2 separate regions of the Homo sapiens genome follow, and region 1 is linked to region 2. Evidence: read pairs that join two places in POLR2A ChIA-PET (ENCODE). Cell type or tissue: MCF 10A. All regions are shown on one strand. Each heading gives the region's core, and the rest is flanking DNA. Links, peaks and the distances in the headings are about the cores only.

What was found. ChIA-PET counts read pairs that join two places held together with the same protein. Peaks named below come from ENCODE experiments on the same cell type or tissue, not always from the same donor. Only the 100,000 strongest peaks of a DNase experiment are listed, where the experiment ranks them.
Region 1: POLR2A ChIA-PET joins it to region 2 with 12 read pairs; 4 of 35 experiments call an interaction of 5 or more read pairs at or near these places.

What each region holds. Positions count from the first base shown.
Region 1 is chr6:156,716,571-156,724,713 of GRCh38, forward strand. No RefSeq gene overlaps it. Among named protein-coding and RNA genes, the nearest start is that of ARID1B, 57 kb to the right of the region's middle. RefSeq lists silencers at 3,425-3,744, 4,865-5,159 and enhancers at 4,345-4,414, 4,719-5,267. In MCF 10A, for the core only: no CTCF peak of the experiment used is centred there; DNase peaks (open chromatin) are centred at 2,281, 3,521, 4,571 and 4,931.
Region 2 is chr6:157,030,646-157,038,788 of GRCh38, forward strand. The region is part of intron 4 of ARID1B (AT-rich interaction domain 1B); the gene reads left to right. Among named protein-coding and RNA genes, the nearest start is that of MIR4466, 250 kb to the left of the region's middle. In MCF 10A, for the core only: a CTCF peak has its summit at 4,005; a DNase peak (open chromatin) is centred at 4,006.

The DNA of each region.
Region 1 (8,143 bases), core at 1,510-6,509, 310 kb before region 2:
AGAAAATTAGCTGGGTGTGGCGGCATGCGCCTGTAATCCCAGCTACTCGGTAGGCTGAGGCAGGAGAATCGCTTGAACCTGGGAGGCAAAGATTGCAATGAGCTGAGATCGCGCCACTGCATTCCACCCTGGGCAACAGAGCAAGATTCTGTCTCAAAAAAAAAAAAAAAAAGCTTTGGTTGAACTTCATCACAGCACTTTGTATAGGAGTGAGAAATTACTACCTAGATATTTAATAGGTGAATAGTAATAAACCAAAGAAATATTCTTACACAGAACTCATTTGCAGCCATTAAAATTGTATTTTTAAATGAATATTTAGTGACACAATGAAATGTTCACTATATTATTATACATTAATGTTATATTAAATTTAAAAATATAGGATCCCCAAACATTAATAATTATAAATATATACATAACACAGAGCTACAGATGCACACATATATACATGTGTTTCTGTGTATATATTATATATGAATGTATACATATGACATATAATGTATTTATGTGTACATATATGATATGCTGCATTTATATCTACATATATAGAGACATATAAGGTATACTGGATTCTGTAGGGGGGGGGGCACAGAAAAACCTGGAAGTTTATATACCAAAAAGATTTTGAAGTAGTTAGAAGTGGGTTTCTCTGAATGTAGAGATGGGGAGTGACTTTTCCTTTTTTTTCTCATCTAATCTGTATTTCTTATGTTTCTACAGTGAAAATGTAAAACTAGTGACTGTGGAGAACAATTTGGCAGTATCTAATAAAGTTGTAGATTGTATACTTAAAATCCTGAAACATTTCCACTCCTGGATGAAAGTCTTTACACATGCACAATGCAACACATACAAGAAGGTTCACAGCAACACGGTTTATAATAGAGAAAAAGTGGAAACAAGGCCAGGCGCAGTGGCTCATGCCTATAATCCCAACATTCAGGAGGCCAAGGCCAGAGGATTGCCTAAGCCCAGGAGTTTGAGACCAGCCTGGACAACATATGAGACCTCCTCCCTAAGAAACATAAAAAATAATTAGCCTAGTGTAATGGCACACACCTGTGGTCCCAGCTGCTTGGGAGGCTGAGGTAGGAGAATAACTTGAGCCCTGGAGGTTGGGGCTGCAATGAGTCAAGATCATGCCACTGCACTCCAGCTTGGATGACAGTGCAAGACCCTGTCCGGAAAAAAAAAAAAGATGTAAACAACTTATATCCATCAACAGAAGCATGGCCATTCTAGACAAAGGACGCTTCGGCAGCAGAGCTGCTGTCATCAATGTGTATATATCAGAAAAATATTGTGATATAGCTGGAGCGATACAGCTGCCAACTGTAGAAATGTAAGTGCAGTATGATATCGTTCATATAAAAATTGTTTGAAATGCAAACTAACACTTTATGGTGTACTGTGTATGTGTATACGCCTGTGCATATGTAGTAAACCTTTTAATGCCTGGGAACGATAAACACCCAGTGTAAGGTAATATTTATCTCTGGAATTTGAAGAAGGAAAATGAGATTAGGAAGGAGGAAACGTCAGTGGTGGGGGCTTCGATTACATCTGTAAAGCCTTATCTCTTGGGCTATGTAGTGGACTACATATGGGTTTTTGTTTGTTTGTTTGTTTTGGGTTGTTTTTGAGGGAAGGTCTCATTCTGTTGCCCAGGCTGGAGTGCAGTGGCACAATGCTGGCTCACGGCAGCTTCAAACTCTCTGGCTCAAGTGATCTTCCCACCTCAGCCTACATATGTTTATTATAAAATTCTCTGTAGGTTTTTGTATGCCTGAAATGTTTCATAATTTAAAAGTAGTACTCATATAATGAAATTTTAAAATTAAAATTTAATTTAAATGTGTCTCTGAGAATGTAATTAGTTGAAGGTACAATCATAAACTTCAGGAATAATTTGGAAAAATATTTTTACATTTTTATTTCTGGCAAAAACAGGATTTCCAAACCAGAACATATAATTTCTCCAAAAACAGAAATGATTTTTAATGACAATATTTTATTGTCATTATTACTCAATTTTGTTTAAAACCCAAAGTATCTCCATCAGAGGGAAAAATTAAGACAAAACACTTCCCTTCCTAAAAAAAAATATGTCTAAAAGAGGGAGTTAGTGAAGACATTGAATCTGTAAAAAGTGGTAGTCATTTTATTCTACCAACATATTCTAAATTTAGAGGGAAATCCACGGCTAGAGCAGCCCCTGGGTGACTCAGCCCAGCTTCCAGGCTTGGCAGAGCCAATCAGCACAGTGTGGCCGACTCCGCCAGGGGCTGGATTACACATCTGCACGCGGTTCAACAGCTTCGTTAGTGACACAGAGTCAAGCTAGCTTGAAAAGCAGGTAAGGAAAACACTCGGCGCATTCCACATTTTCCCTTAAGGAGAATTACACCTTCAAGTCAAGCTGCATTTTGCATGCCTAGGACCCCCAAAACACTATTTAAATTATGTACAGAAACCATTTCATCCCCAGTGAAATATATTTGTCTCTTCCGGAGAAATAAGGGGTGACCCAGTCCCCAAAGAGTCCACCCCCCAGGGTGAAGACCCCCGCTCCGCAAGGATCACAGGTGGGTGTTCCAAGGCATCCACACTCTGGTTTTGTTTTTTTTTTTTGTTTTTTTGTTTTTTGGGTTTTTTTTTTTTTTGTATCAACTTCTCTTTTTTTTTTTTTTTTTTTTTTTCCGAGACGGAGTCTCCCTCTGTCTCCACACTCCAGCCTGGAGTGTGGTGCGATCTTGGCTCACTGCGAGCTCCGCCTCCCGGGTTCAGGCGATTCTCCTGCCTCAGCCTCCTGAGTAGCTGGGATTACAGGTGCCCGCCACCAGGCCTGGCTAATTTTTTGTATTTTTAGTAGAGACTAAAAATTCGCCATGTTGTTTCGCCATGTTGGCCAGGCTGGCCTCGAACCCCTGTCCTGAGGTGATTCACCCACCTCGGCCTCCCAAAGTGCTAGGATTACAAGCATGAACCACCGCGCCCTGCCATTAACGTCTCTTAAAGCACACACTCTGTCTCAAAGGCTGGAGGGTTTGGGAACGTTCTCGTCCTTTCTGTGACCCATCTACCACAGTCTTGGGGGTAAAAGCCCCGGTTTAAAAAGCTGGGAAATTCCACCTCATGGCCACGCGGTCTCAGCAGCTCTGGCGACTGGGAAACGTAGGGTTACAGGGCGGTAAAGATCATCAGAAAGGAGGGCTGAGGAGAGAAACTAAAGACTAAAGGTGAGAGGTCACAAACCCTGAAATTAGTAAAGATCTACGTTGTCGGGGGTGGGGGTGCGTGTGCGCCCAGCAAAAAGCCTCTGCGTCCACACAGGGATCCACCGCGGGGCTTCTGGAACTCACAGGCTCCCTCGGAGCCTTCAAAGACGCGACCTGATTGACAACAATTTTGTTTACACACCACACGCCCTGGGAAAGCCACACACCAGTGCCGGCGTTCCAGACGCTTCCTCTGCGCAGAGCCGGCCCAGGACGGGGGCGGGGCGGGCCCTGTTGCTCAACTCACCTCTCCCGCCCCGCACCCGCTCCCCGGGGAGGCGCCGACCCAGCGAAACTGGTGCATGTGTCAGCCGCCCAGCACCGGCCCAGGAGGCCGGCCGCGCCGCAGGCCGGCCTGGGAAAACGCCCAGCGGCTGCAGGCCTCCCGCTGCGCGCTGCGTGGTTCTGCACTGCACTCAGGACCTGTCAGGAGCAACACACACGCACATGCACACGCCCACACACATGCACACAGACACACACGTGCACACACTGCGTCGGTAGGAATAGCTCAGAGGTGCCCTTCCTTTCCAGGCAAAGTGCTTAGTAGCTGAATTCAGCGAGAAGAAATCATCCAAAGGTAACCCTTGCTCTGAGCCCTCCCCAGGAAGAAGAGAGAGGTCACTCTGGAAAAGCCTGGAACCTTCTCTCGCTTGAGGGTGCGGACAGCAGCCCACCTCCCCTTTGGCTAGGCCAAAGATCTCTCCTTCCTTTTAGGCCTAGCTTTCCCTGTCACTAAAAGGGCTACATTTATCCTTAAATATCATCTAAGCTGAAATACTACTACATTGCTTTGCAGTCGGTCATAGTGGAATCTTAGTTTCAGAACTACATTCAACACCTACTGCGCAGAAGCACCACATGGACACTGCCACAAAAATTAACACAGTGGATCCTAACAGAGCTGAATGGGGTTGCTGTGAATATCTCCCTAGTAAGATAGGAAAAAGGCCCATGTGGGCTATGATATTTGTATAAAGTGGTGTCGATGAGCTCATTGCAGGACTAGCTATTTGAACTTAAGTTTCAATGAAGTGTAAATGAGAACTGACTTCACCCTTGACTTTTATTTTTCTCTCCAAGTATTTCTCACTAGCCATTTTCATTTCCTCCTTTTCCTACCATTCTCACCCTCATCTTTCTACCCTCTTCTTGAAGCAGAGCACTTTTTCTCCACACTCTGGAAGGCCAGAGAGGAGAGAGGATTAGAGGCCCGTAAGCAGGGGAAATCCTATCCATTAGAAAAGGACAAGGGCAGAACAGGGGACTTCCGTGCTTCTCCTGCCAAGTTAATACGCTAGGAGAAGCAGCTGGGTCGGGTCTGGACACGCTTTTCTGTTCTGCAGCTCACAGAATTTTTTTTGTCACTTTAACTTCAGTGATCTCCGGTGCCCCCGAAGGCAAGTAGCACACCTGAATCATTAAGCTTCAGATGAGTTGAGTTCAAAGTTTTATTTTCTACTTTTAAAGCCCTCAATAAATTAGGGCAAAGGTACTGGGAACCCAGCCTCTTGCCCTGGCGTTCCTCTGGGATTGTTAAGGTTGGCTAAGCAATCTGCTCTTGAGAAACCAGGTGTAGAGAGACCTGGGTGGAGAGATCCGGGGGTTGTTTGTGGAACTTTCTCCTCCTCTGTGGCATATGCCAGCGTCTCTCAGGAGCAATCCTGCAAGGTTGCCTCCAGAGCTAGGTGGTGTCGACCTGTCTTTGTTATGCAAGTTGCTGAACTCACAGTGTTCCAGCGGAGTGTTCCTGGCCAGCGCATGAATGAGGAAATGGGTCGACACGAATTCTGGGCAGCAGGATTGGAATGCAACACCTCCCCACCCCTGCCTTCCCTGCACCCCCATCTTCTTGGGATAGCTGATACTCGAAGAGAAGCTAATGCTTGATTAAAGTGATACAATACTGTGTAGTCAGACGAACATTCTGAACAAATCTAAGTTGATCTTTTAAAAAACAATTAATTCTTACTGTTGTTGTTGTTGTTGTTGTTGTTGTTTTCTTTTCTTTTCTTTTCTGAGACAGAGTCTCGCTCTGTCACCCAGGCTGGAATGCAGCGGCACCATCTCGGCTCACTGCAACCTCTGCCTCCCGGGTTCAAGCGATTCTCCTGCCTCAGACTCCCAAGTAGCTGTGATTACAGGCGCCTGCCACCAAGCCCGGCTAATTTTTGTATTTTTAGTAGAGACGGGATTTCACCATGTTGGCCAGGCTGGTCTCAAACTCCTGACCTCAAGTGATTCACCCACATTGGCCTCCCAAAGTGCTGGGATTACAGGCATAGACCACCGCGCCCGGCCTAATGGCCTAATTCTTTCTTTTCTGTTTCTCTCATCTTTATGTGGAATCACGTTTTGTCCTGGCTCTCAGGTTTTTACGTTTCCAGCAAAATAGTTGTTTTTAAGATTTTTACATTGTATTAACAGAGGGGAATTATTGTTTTTTTCTCTGAACACTGCCTGCCTGCATATCCCCTGCCTCTGGAGCAACTAACATGCTTTTGAATTCTGGCTGCAGAAGTGACATTTGGTGTCATTTTCCAGGTGGTGCTGACTGTCTCCCCAGGAACAATGCGGAGACCCTGGGATTTTGTATGTAGGGTCTGAGACACAGGCGGGAATGTAGAGCAACAGAAGGAAGTTCTCTTAAGGTTGCTTCATTCCAGACCCCTGGGATGCCCCCACAATTACACCAAAATTCTGTTCTGGAAGATCTGCCCACTCCAATCAGATTCCCAAGGCCAAGACAAACAATAAAACGCATGACCATCACAACAAAAGGAGGTGGGAGGATAAACTATGGTGAGGTCAGCCCCCTAAAGAGTGAGCTTATTGGCCGAGGCGGCCAACACGCCTGTAATCCCAGAACTTTGGGAGGCCGAGGTGGGCGGATCACGATGTCAGGAGATGGAGACCATCCTGGCTAACACGGTGAAACCCCGTCTCTACTAAAAATACAAAAAAAAAAAAAAAAATTAGCCGGGCCTGTGGCACACACCTGTAGTCTCAACTACTCAGAAGGCTGAGGCAGGAGAATCACGTGAACCTGAGAGGCGGAAATTGCAGTGAGCCGAGATTGTGCACTGCACTCCAGCCTGGGCGACAGAGTGAGACTCCGTCTCAAAAAAAAAAAAAGAAAGAAAAAACAACAGGCTGGGCGCTGTGGCTCACGCCTGCTGTAATCCCAGCAGTTTGGGAGGCCAAGGCAGGTGGATCACCTGAGGTTGGGAGTTCGAGACCAGCCTGGCCAACATGGTGAAACTTCGTCTCTACTAAAAATACAAAAAAAAAAAAAAAAAAAAAAAAAAAAAGCTGGGAATGGTGGCGCGTGCCTGTAATCCCAGCTACTTGGGAGGCTGAGGCAGAAGAATCACTTGAACCCGGGAGGCGGAGGTTGCTGTGAGCCAAGATTGCACCACTACACTCCAGCCTGGGCAACAGAGCGAAACTCCGTCTCAAAAAAAAAAAAAAAAGATTGAGAATATTGATTTCGTTCACATCTTCTTTTTGAATGGACTGGAAATTAGAATTTAAAAAAACAGAGACTTTCTTCCGGAAGATAACAAAAAGTGAAAGTGAACCACTTTCTACAGGTAAAGGAAATACCTCTCATTGTGCTTCATAAAGTGATCTAAACCTATTGGAAGTGACATCCAGGAGACATACAAGCTCACATGGATGAATGAGGCTAGCATGCTGTGAGCTCCAGGAAGTTTGAAAGAAGCTGAGAAATGGCCCCATTGCTCATGACCATCCAAGGCAGTCTCCAGTGATCTTCATGGTGACACCAGCCACTTCTCTTCTTATGTTATTTACTAGTAGGTGATATCAGTCCCTTCTCACACTGCTCTAAAGAACGCCCGAGACTGGGTAATTTATCAAGGAAAGAGATGTCATTGACTCACATCCACATGGCTGGAGAGGCCTCAGGAAACTTACAATCATGGTGGAAGGGGAAGCAAACCCGTCTTCTTCACGAGAGAGAAGTGTCAAGCAAAGCAAGGAAAAGCCCCTTCTAAAACCATCAGATCTCATGAGAATTCACTCACTATCATAAAAACAGCATGGGGATAACCGCCCCCATGATTCAATTAACTCCCACCAGGTCCCTCCCATAATACGTGGGGATTACAGGAACCACAATTCAACATGAGATTTGGGGTGGGGTGCGGTGGCTCATGCCTGTAATGCCAGCACTTTGGGAGGCCAAGATAGGCAGATCACAAGGTCAGGAGGTGGAGAACAGCCTGGCCAACATGGCGAAACCTTGTCTCTACTAAAAATACAAAAATTAGCCAGGCGTGGTGGCACATGCCTGTAATCCCAGCTACTCAGGAGGCTGAAGCAGGAGAATTGCTTGAACCTGGGAGGCAGTGGTTGCAGTGAGGCGAGATCGTACCACTGCACTCCAGCCTGGGCAACAGCAAGAGTCCGTCTCACAAAAAAAAAAAAAGGGCCAGGGGCCCCGTGATTCACGCCTGTAATCCCAGCACTTTTGGGGGCCCAGGAGGGCAGATCACCTGAGGTCGGGAGTTCAAGACCAGGCTGACCAATATGGAGAAACCGCATCTCTACTAAAAATACAAAATTAGCCAGGTGTGGTGGTGCATGCCTGTAATCTCAGCTACTTAGGAGGCTGAGGCAGGAGAATTACTTGAGCCCAGGAGGTGGAGGTTGTGGTGAGCTGAGATTGTGCCATTGCACTCCAGCCTGGGCAACAAGAACATAACTCGGTCTTTAAAAAAAAAAAAGGGGGGGGGGTGAGATTTGGGTGGGGACACAGCCAAACCATGTCATTGACGTTCTGCTTAGAGTGAAGGATCCCTTTCCACTTTACTCAAGAGAATGGTCATGCTTATAGT
Region 2 (8,143 bases), core at 1,742-6,741:
ACAGCCTTGAATAGAAAGACACACCAGCATCCTAGTGGAGGAGATCATGTGAGCATATCACTTGCGGTGAAAAGTGTAATTATGTTAACATCACACCGCCTTGAAATTGTGTCTTAGAGTACTAAGTTTATCAAATGCTTTTTGATTGCATAGATGTATTTTTCATTGTTACCAATATTTATTGGGTCCCTGTATAGAGACAAGGTTTTAGTTCATTTCCAATACATTCAGAGGACGGCCGCTGTACTCAGCAGCACGAGGCTACCGTGCGTGTTCTTTCCACTGCTGGCTAACGGTGCACTGAGCGATTTCAGCAAGCCATGTCCTTCAGCCGTCATGTGGTCTGTCATGCTAATGAGGAGAACGAGGAGAATTAATAAGTAAAAGAGGAATGCTGGCAGTGGCTTATGGTTGGTTTTTTTTTTTCTTAAGAGTTCTATGTTTTTAATGGATTAAAATCCCAAAAAGTTAATAAAATAATAATAAAGAAAAACACGGAACAACTTCTTTGTTTGATAAAATTAAAACTTTGCAACCCATATGCTTCTCCTGCAGTTTAAATTGTCATAAATCCTGGAACATGGTTTTGGAGAGCAGTTTATTTATTAGTGTCTACTTTTCCTTAATGTAGGTAAAAGTATGATTAATGGAATAGGTTGTAGTTGGTGTATTGGACTTGTTGGCCCAATCAAGGGAGATACAGCAAACATTGTAAGGAGAGTATTTTTATCCCCTGGACACCAATGTAGGCAAAAATTATTCTTTCCAAGAGCATCTAAATTCTTGGTAATACCCTTGCAGATAAATATTATTGTGACTGGAAATTTAATCAATTTCTTGTTGATTGTTACTAGCCTCCTCTCCTCACCTTTATTCCCCTTTGGGCAGAACAGCTCACTTGTGTAATTTTGCCTTTCCCATCCTTGCCTGGAATTGGAGGCAAAATCTATATCATTTTAATGTTTAATTATGGTAAAGGTATGATATCTATAATCACTGGAAAAAATAAAGGAATATTCTTCATCACAGTTATTCAAATGGAAAATTAAAATGGAGTCACCCCCTCCTCTTGTTATTTCACAATAAATTACAGTTTGATCAAATATTTAAATGTAAAAAAGTCAAATATATTAAAAGAAAACAAATGAAATTTTTTTTTTTTTTGAGATGGTGCCTCACTCTGTTGCCCAGGCTGGATGGAGTGCAATGGTGCGATCTCACGGCAACCTCCGCCTCCCTGGTTCTAGCTGTTCTCCTGCCTCAGCCTCAGCCTCCCAAGTAGCTGGGACTACCGGCATGCGCCACCACGCTCAGCTAATTTTTGTGTCTTTAGTAGAGACAGGGTTTCACCATGTTGGCCAGGCTGGTCTCGAACTCCTGACCTCAGGTGATCCTCCTGCCTCGGCCTGCCAAAGTGCCGGGATTACAGGTGTGAGCCACCACGCCCGGCCCAAAATGAATATTTTTTAAAATGCTGCAGTGAGGAAGACATTTTCCAGCATGGCACAAACTCTAGAAGCTTGGGGAAAACAAATGGATACATTCAAATATTTAAAATGTCAAATTTTTTGTTTTTAATTTCTTTACATTAACACAGTTATGAGCATTTTCCCGTGTTACAAACTATCTCTTAAAACCTGAATTTTTCATGATTATTAATGCTCTATCATGTGAATATACCATACTTTAACCATCTCCCATATTTGTACGTTTTTTTCTAATATGTTATTTTAAATAATGTGGTACACATGCTTAATATATAAATGGTAGATCACAAATTATAACTTGAAGATAGCTCTTTCTAGCGGCTTGATTGCTGGATAAATGGGCATGAGTATGTTTGAGGATATTGATATGTAATGGAAGATTGTTTTCTGGGCGGGTCATTCTTAGCTACAGGCCCACCATAGATGTTGAGAAACCTAGGTGTACACATAAACCTGGACCACTATATTTTTAATTTTTGCTACCTTGAAAGATAAGATGTTTATTCACATTTCCATGATTATTAATTGACATGGAACAATGGGTAATGTTATTATTGACTTATTTTGTTAACTAATTACTTTTAATTGAACAAGAAGCACATGTAGTTGGTGGGAAAAGTTCTTAGATTGATGTGTTTCTTCCATTTCTTTCCAAAAATATTCTAAGTACATCAAGTATATGACTCACCCCCACCTTTTTTAAAAAAAACTGATGGTAGCTTACTGTGCACACCCTTTCCATTCTTTTTACTTAATAGAGTATCCTGGAAATCTTTTCTTGTCTGCACACATAGATTTACCTCTGTCTTTGTAACAGAAGCATAGTCTTCTATGTTCGACTATACAGTAATTTACTGTAAACTCCCTTGGCAATGAAAATTTGGTTATATTCACTTTTCACTGTTACAAACAACTCCAGTAAACATCGTTTTAAATATTTATTTTTATACTTTAGGATCAGTGGAATTGTTGGGGTTAATACTTGCGTAATCATATACATGTGCATTTTGATTGATACTGCCAATTGTATTTTATTCCAGTATATATTTTCATCAGCAGTGCAAGGCTGTGATTTGAATAATTACCCAAACCTGTGTATATGTTGTAATTATTACAAGGTTTAATCTTTAGTACAATATGACTTTATTTGTATTCCTTTAATTATGAGTATCGTTCATTATACATTGTTATAAATGAGCATTATTTCTCACTTTAGTTCCTCTTTTTGTGACAGTGTGATACTGATTTTAGAACTATTTAAAAAAATAAATTGCAGCATAGTTTTGGCATTGCTTTATTTTGACGATAATGCTGCTAGAATTAGTATACTCTGTTTTCAATGAGTGCTTTACATTGTGAACATAAAAAGGACGTTGAAAGTGAAAGAGAAAGGAAAGTACGGCCAGTTTTACTTCCAAATTCAGGAATTCTTGTTTTCCCAATTTTCTTACTGGAATGATTGGAAATTAAGGTGATTTGTGTTATTTTTGGTGGAGGTGGGCCGTAGGGTAATTGGGAAAGAGATGTCAATTGAAGGTTTTTGTGCTTTAGGAGAGTGAGGACTGTAAATGGCTTAGCTGCTGCTGAACTTTACAGACTGAACTTTCACAGAGCTCTTAGAGGTTCTCTACAAATGGAATCCTTTTAGGCACTTGTGTTATAAAATGTTGATTGTAACATTTGAAATAAGTGTGAGTTAATGGAAAGGGCCTTGTCTTTGCCTTTAGGAAGTTTCTACTTTGTTATCCTAAACCTGCCCCTTCACACCTCTGTACTTCAGGAACCCTTGAAAAGTTCTCTCTCCCATTGAAGTGAAACATGGGTCTCATCAGAGTATTCAAATTTGTCTCTGTATTTGTTACAGTGTCTGTGTGGAGGAGGAGAACGTTGGCTATTATGTCCTAATTTTACATTTGATTAAACCTGTGACTTTTTTTTTCTTACTGCTAATTTTTAAGTCTCCCCACATCAAAGTTAAAAAGAAAAATAACACAATGAATAATCTTATCTTTTCATTTATGAATTAGAATTTATTTTTGACTGTATAATGGATACTTAAATACATTTCACTTAGATATTTATACCTAAGCTAAACTCATTTTCTTATGACATTAGGCACAAAACATTGCATTTAATAAATATCTGCACAGTATTTATTATGAATGAGTGATGGTCTTTTTGAGATTAGAGCAGATAAATGCAGATTATAGGCAAAGAATTAGTATTTTAGCATCAATGCTGTGTCTTCCCAGTACAGTATCCAGTCTTTCCATTGAGAATTTCCCAAATTTTTCAGTTGTATATTCTTGTTTTAATCGGATTAACACAGATCTACTTCTAATTTATGTATAAGAATGATGGGTGGTTTTGTCTTATGAAATATAGTTATTGACTTTTCTGTTATTGTTGTTCAAATTTATGACAAAAGGAACAAAAAAGCTTAGCTGATTTCGGCCGGTAAGTTTAATGACTACTACCTGGAAATTAAGTGTGAAAGTTGAAATACTCCTTTGCTCCCACTAGAGGGGGATTCCTTCCAACTTAGGTAAAAATGCTCTTAGACTCAGCGTGAAAACCTTGTGTGACATTGATATTCCCTTTGTATTAAATTGAGGATAACCTCATGTTTTTAAAATCAGCTGATTTTCTGTAGTTGCTGATATTAAAATCTTACAGAAATAGAGGATGTAAAGGATACTTGAACTAGGGTACATATATATGTAAACAATAGTGCTTTTGAACAAAACATAAATACTTTTGTAGAGTTGCTGTAATTAAATTCGTTTAAAGGTATATTAAGAGTTTCAAAACAATTCCCCCAGCCCTCCTGGAGATAGAATCTGGGGTGAAGGGTGCCCTGGTGGGATCTGACTCCCTCCTCCCACCCACAAGGTCTGTCACTGTCTCTGTCTGCTGAAATAGCCACAGGGAGAGTTCTAAATTTCACACGAAAGCTTTGATTTGCTCTCACCTCAAGTTGTCAAATATATTAAAGCCTTATCTTTAAATAGAGCTCTATTTGCTATTGAATTTTCTTGTTACATTGACTTTTTATAATATGATAAAATATGCAGAACTCACTGAAGATTTTTTCTTGCAAAGTTAAACTGTAATATATTTTAAAAATAATTCTATTTGTGTTAAAAATAGCACATCAAGGGTGAGGTATGCAGATATGATCTATATGTGTAATTCACAAGCAAATGTCATACGATGTTCACAGTATTTAAGATTCAGCATATTTCCTGTTCGCGTTTTTCCTTTAAAGTCTCCAATGTTGATTAGAGGTTTTAATTTAAAAAATAGTTGAGGTTAGTAACCTAGCATTGTGAAAGTCAGGGCTTGGGAAATTCAAACATGTAATCTTTTTTCCTTTTCTTAAATGAAAAGTCTATAATAAGGCCTTGTTTCTAAATCTAACAGCCTTGGAAATTAAAATGTAAACAGAAATGCTGTCAGTGAAACTTACAATGATTTTTTCTACTATAATTGATCCAACATTTCAGTCTTTAGCCTAAAATCATATTTGGTATCAGCAACATATGGTTTTCTATGAAAACGAGGCTGCTCATCTCCATCCCTAATGGTAGTATCTTTCTTTTGCTTTCCGCACCAGGCTCTGCCAGTGCCAGGGGGTGGTCAGTGAGCCTGGCTTTCAGTGAAGCAGTTGGAGAAGACAATTTGCTTCCTTGTTTCTTCTTTTGACCCTTTTAACTTTCATACTGGATGAAAGTCTTATTGTCATGGCCTTCCTTTCTATATTTTCTGTCCACAAGGGAAGAATACAATTTTGTTTTATAGCAGGATACATTAGATAGGCCTATGTGCCTTCTACTTAAACACCTGCCACACATGCCTAGTTTTAAAAGGTTTAAAACTGACAGTGAAGCCTGTTACAGTCTGATATTGCCCACCCACCCCGTCTTCCTCTTTAAAAATACTCAGATGTGTTCTGTTGCCTTCTTTCCTTGTTCTTTTCCATCGTGTATTGGTACTTTGCAATAGTCAAAGTTAAAAGCTTTACACACGACACTGAATAATTATGTTTAAAAAACAGTAATTATCAATACACGTTTTGTTCCTCGCAGCTTTTTAAAATTCATGTTAATGAGCTCTGTCTTCTATGCATGAGACTGACAGGCAGTCTTGAAGTTTTGCCATCATTTCACAACTTGTTGCTTAGACACTGCCTGCCTTTTCCAGAGTATTGCTTTCAGGAACTCTTGCTCTGCAACATTCCAGAGATCCAGCGCTGCCCACTCTGATCTGAGCAGGACAAGAATCTACTGGTAGCACACATGCATAGTGAGATTGCTCTACAAAGGGCAGCTTCCCCTCACTGTCTGTCAGTAAAAGACCAAAAGGCATATGCAACATGTTGTGATTTAGGTGAGAAGGATGATTCTACTCACTCCCTGGATTGTTTTTGAGGAACTTCAACCACTACGTCCACATGATGGCAGATGGATTCATTTGATAGGAGCTCCCGCCGTCTTATAGAACTGAAACCCAGACGGTGACTGGGATTTCAGCCCAGCTCTTGAAGATACTCACAGATCTCTCTTTCTTGACAACTGACATAAATGGAATGCCAGTTTTCTCAGAACTCTCAATTCTAGGCCATGCCTGTGTCTGGTTTCTGTGGCTAGACTCAAAGAGGTTTTTGATAGTGCCTAAATTATGTTTTTCCTTATGATTTCAGGTTGAAGTCTTGGCCTCGGAGGATGCAGCCTTTGGACTCAAGGTGTGTAGTCTGGTGTAGTTCATTGTGGAGGTTTTTGTCAGTTCCTCCTAGGTGGATTTGAAGGTTCAACAGAGGGGACTTATTTTTTTTTTAATCATAATCAAAACACTGAGGTTTAAAAATCTTCACAAGTTTAAGATTTCTCTTATTGTGATTAAGATTAGACTGTGGTAGTATTTTCATTACCTTCTTTGTTGTGTAGAAAGAAACAATACAGGAAAACAAGAGTTTCGTTTAGCAGTAATTGACTTTTAAATTTCAATTCGGCATAGCACAAGATTTGCTTAAATTTTGCCCCAGTTTGGGGCTACTGAAATGTAAGATGTTATCAGAGTGCTGTATTTAGTTCATAGCTCCAGTGTTATTCATTGATTTATTAAACGTCCCCGCTTCAGACAGAACCCCTACCGTCCAGTTACAACCGGATTGAAAACCCAGCTCCTTCCCGTGAGGACCTCATGACCAGCTGACAGATCTAAGCCTATAAGCAGATAAATCATCCCACAGGGTAGCTGTATCCATGCAAGAAACATGCCAGAGGCTGCGAGTCGGGTGGAGTGGAGAATGGGAAGGCTTTCTAGGAGGTGGATCCCTGGGCTGAGTTTTGAGGGCTTAGGTTATACTGAGGCAAGAAAGGAGGGCAGGAGAAATGAGAGCTATTTTCGGGTAGAACAGCCACCATGAAAAATATCTGAGGAAGCTAAAAGTAGTTAAGTTTCTGTCTGTGTGGCAAGATCTGAGACTGGAGAGGTTAAAGATAACTTTCTCCTATAAAAAATGGTAAGCTATTAAAAGATTTTAAGCCAGGTAGTGGTCAGATTTGCAATTTAGACAGATGACTTTGGCCACTTTTTGGAGGACGGATTAACCAGAGACCAGTCAAAAGCAGTTGAATAGACCCAGTAAAAGTGAACACAGGCCTGAGCTGGCATAGTAGAAGCAGTGTCAGAGGGCAGAGGACTGGCAACCGCAGTGTGCAGGGTCTGGTGCCTGCTGGGGTATGCAGAGTAGGAAAAGAGGAGCTCAAGATGAGTCCAGGGACAATATGGTGTCACCCTGAGATAGAGAACACAAGAGGAAGAATTACAGATTTTTAAAAATTATAATCTTCCAGACCTGAATTGTCGATCAAATTACTTGCCTTTTGTACATATTTCCTGATAATTTTTAAATTTGTTAAATTTTGAGTAAATTGGGAGGCATTTGCCTTTTGTACATATTTGGTGATAATTTTTAAATTTGTTAAATTTTGAGTAAATTAGGAGACACTTATTAGAGAACTCTGATTTCATTTTCATATAGAGGTGTAGAAGTATAGGGTAGGTGCCATCAGTTACTTCGGAAGTCAGTTTGGGAGGATAGGAAGGTTGGTAGAAACTATTACAGAACACCAGGTATTGGTGATGACCCTCACGTGACTCCTCCATGTGCTACATCTTTGGCTTGAAACCAAGTTGGATTATTTATATATACATATATATATTTTACCATTTTTTTATCCTATATGCTTGACATTTCAAAAGCACAGTCTACCAGTTGTACAGTAATGACAGGTAAGATGACACTGTAATGCTACCAAAAGCAAAGTTTCTGAGGTTACAAATGTAGCACAATTTTACATTCATAAATATATGAAGAAAATTAAATTAATACTTTATAAATACTTGATACAACTCAAGTTTATAACCCTAATAAATTTTTTATGTTTCTGTATCTGCCAAAAATTACTAAAAGAAATTATTCTAAATAGAACCTAATTCAGTATTATTTACAGTATTTAACATATGGTTGTCTTGTGAATTTTTCATTTTTTATTTAATGCCCAGCATACATGTGGAATATTCATTGCATTTTTAATAGACCTGTAGGGTCAGTTCTTAGGAGCTCATTTTCATAATCCTTCATACTTACT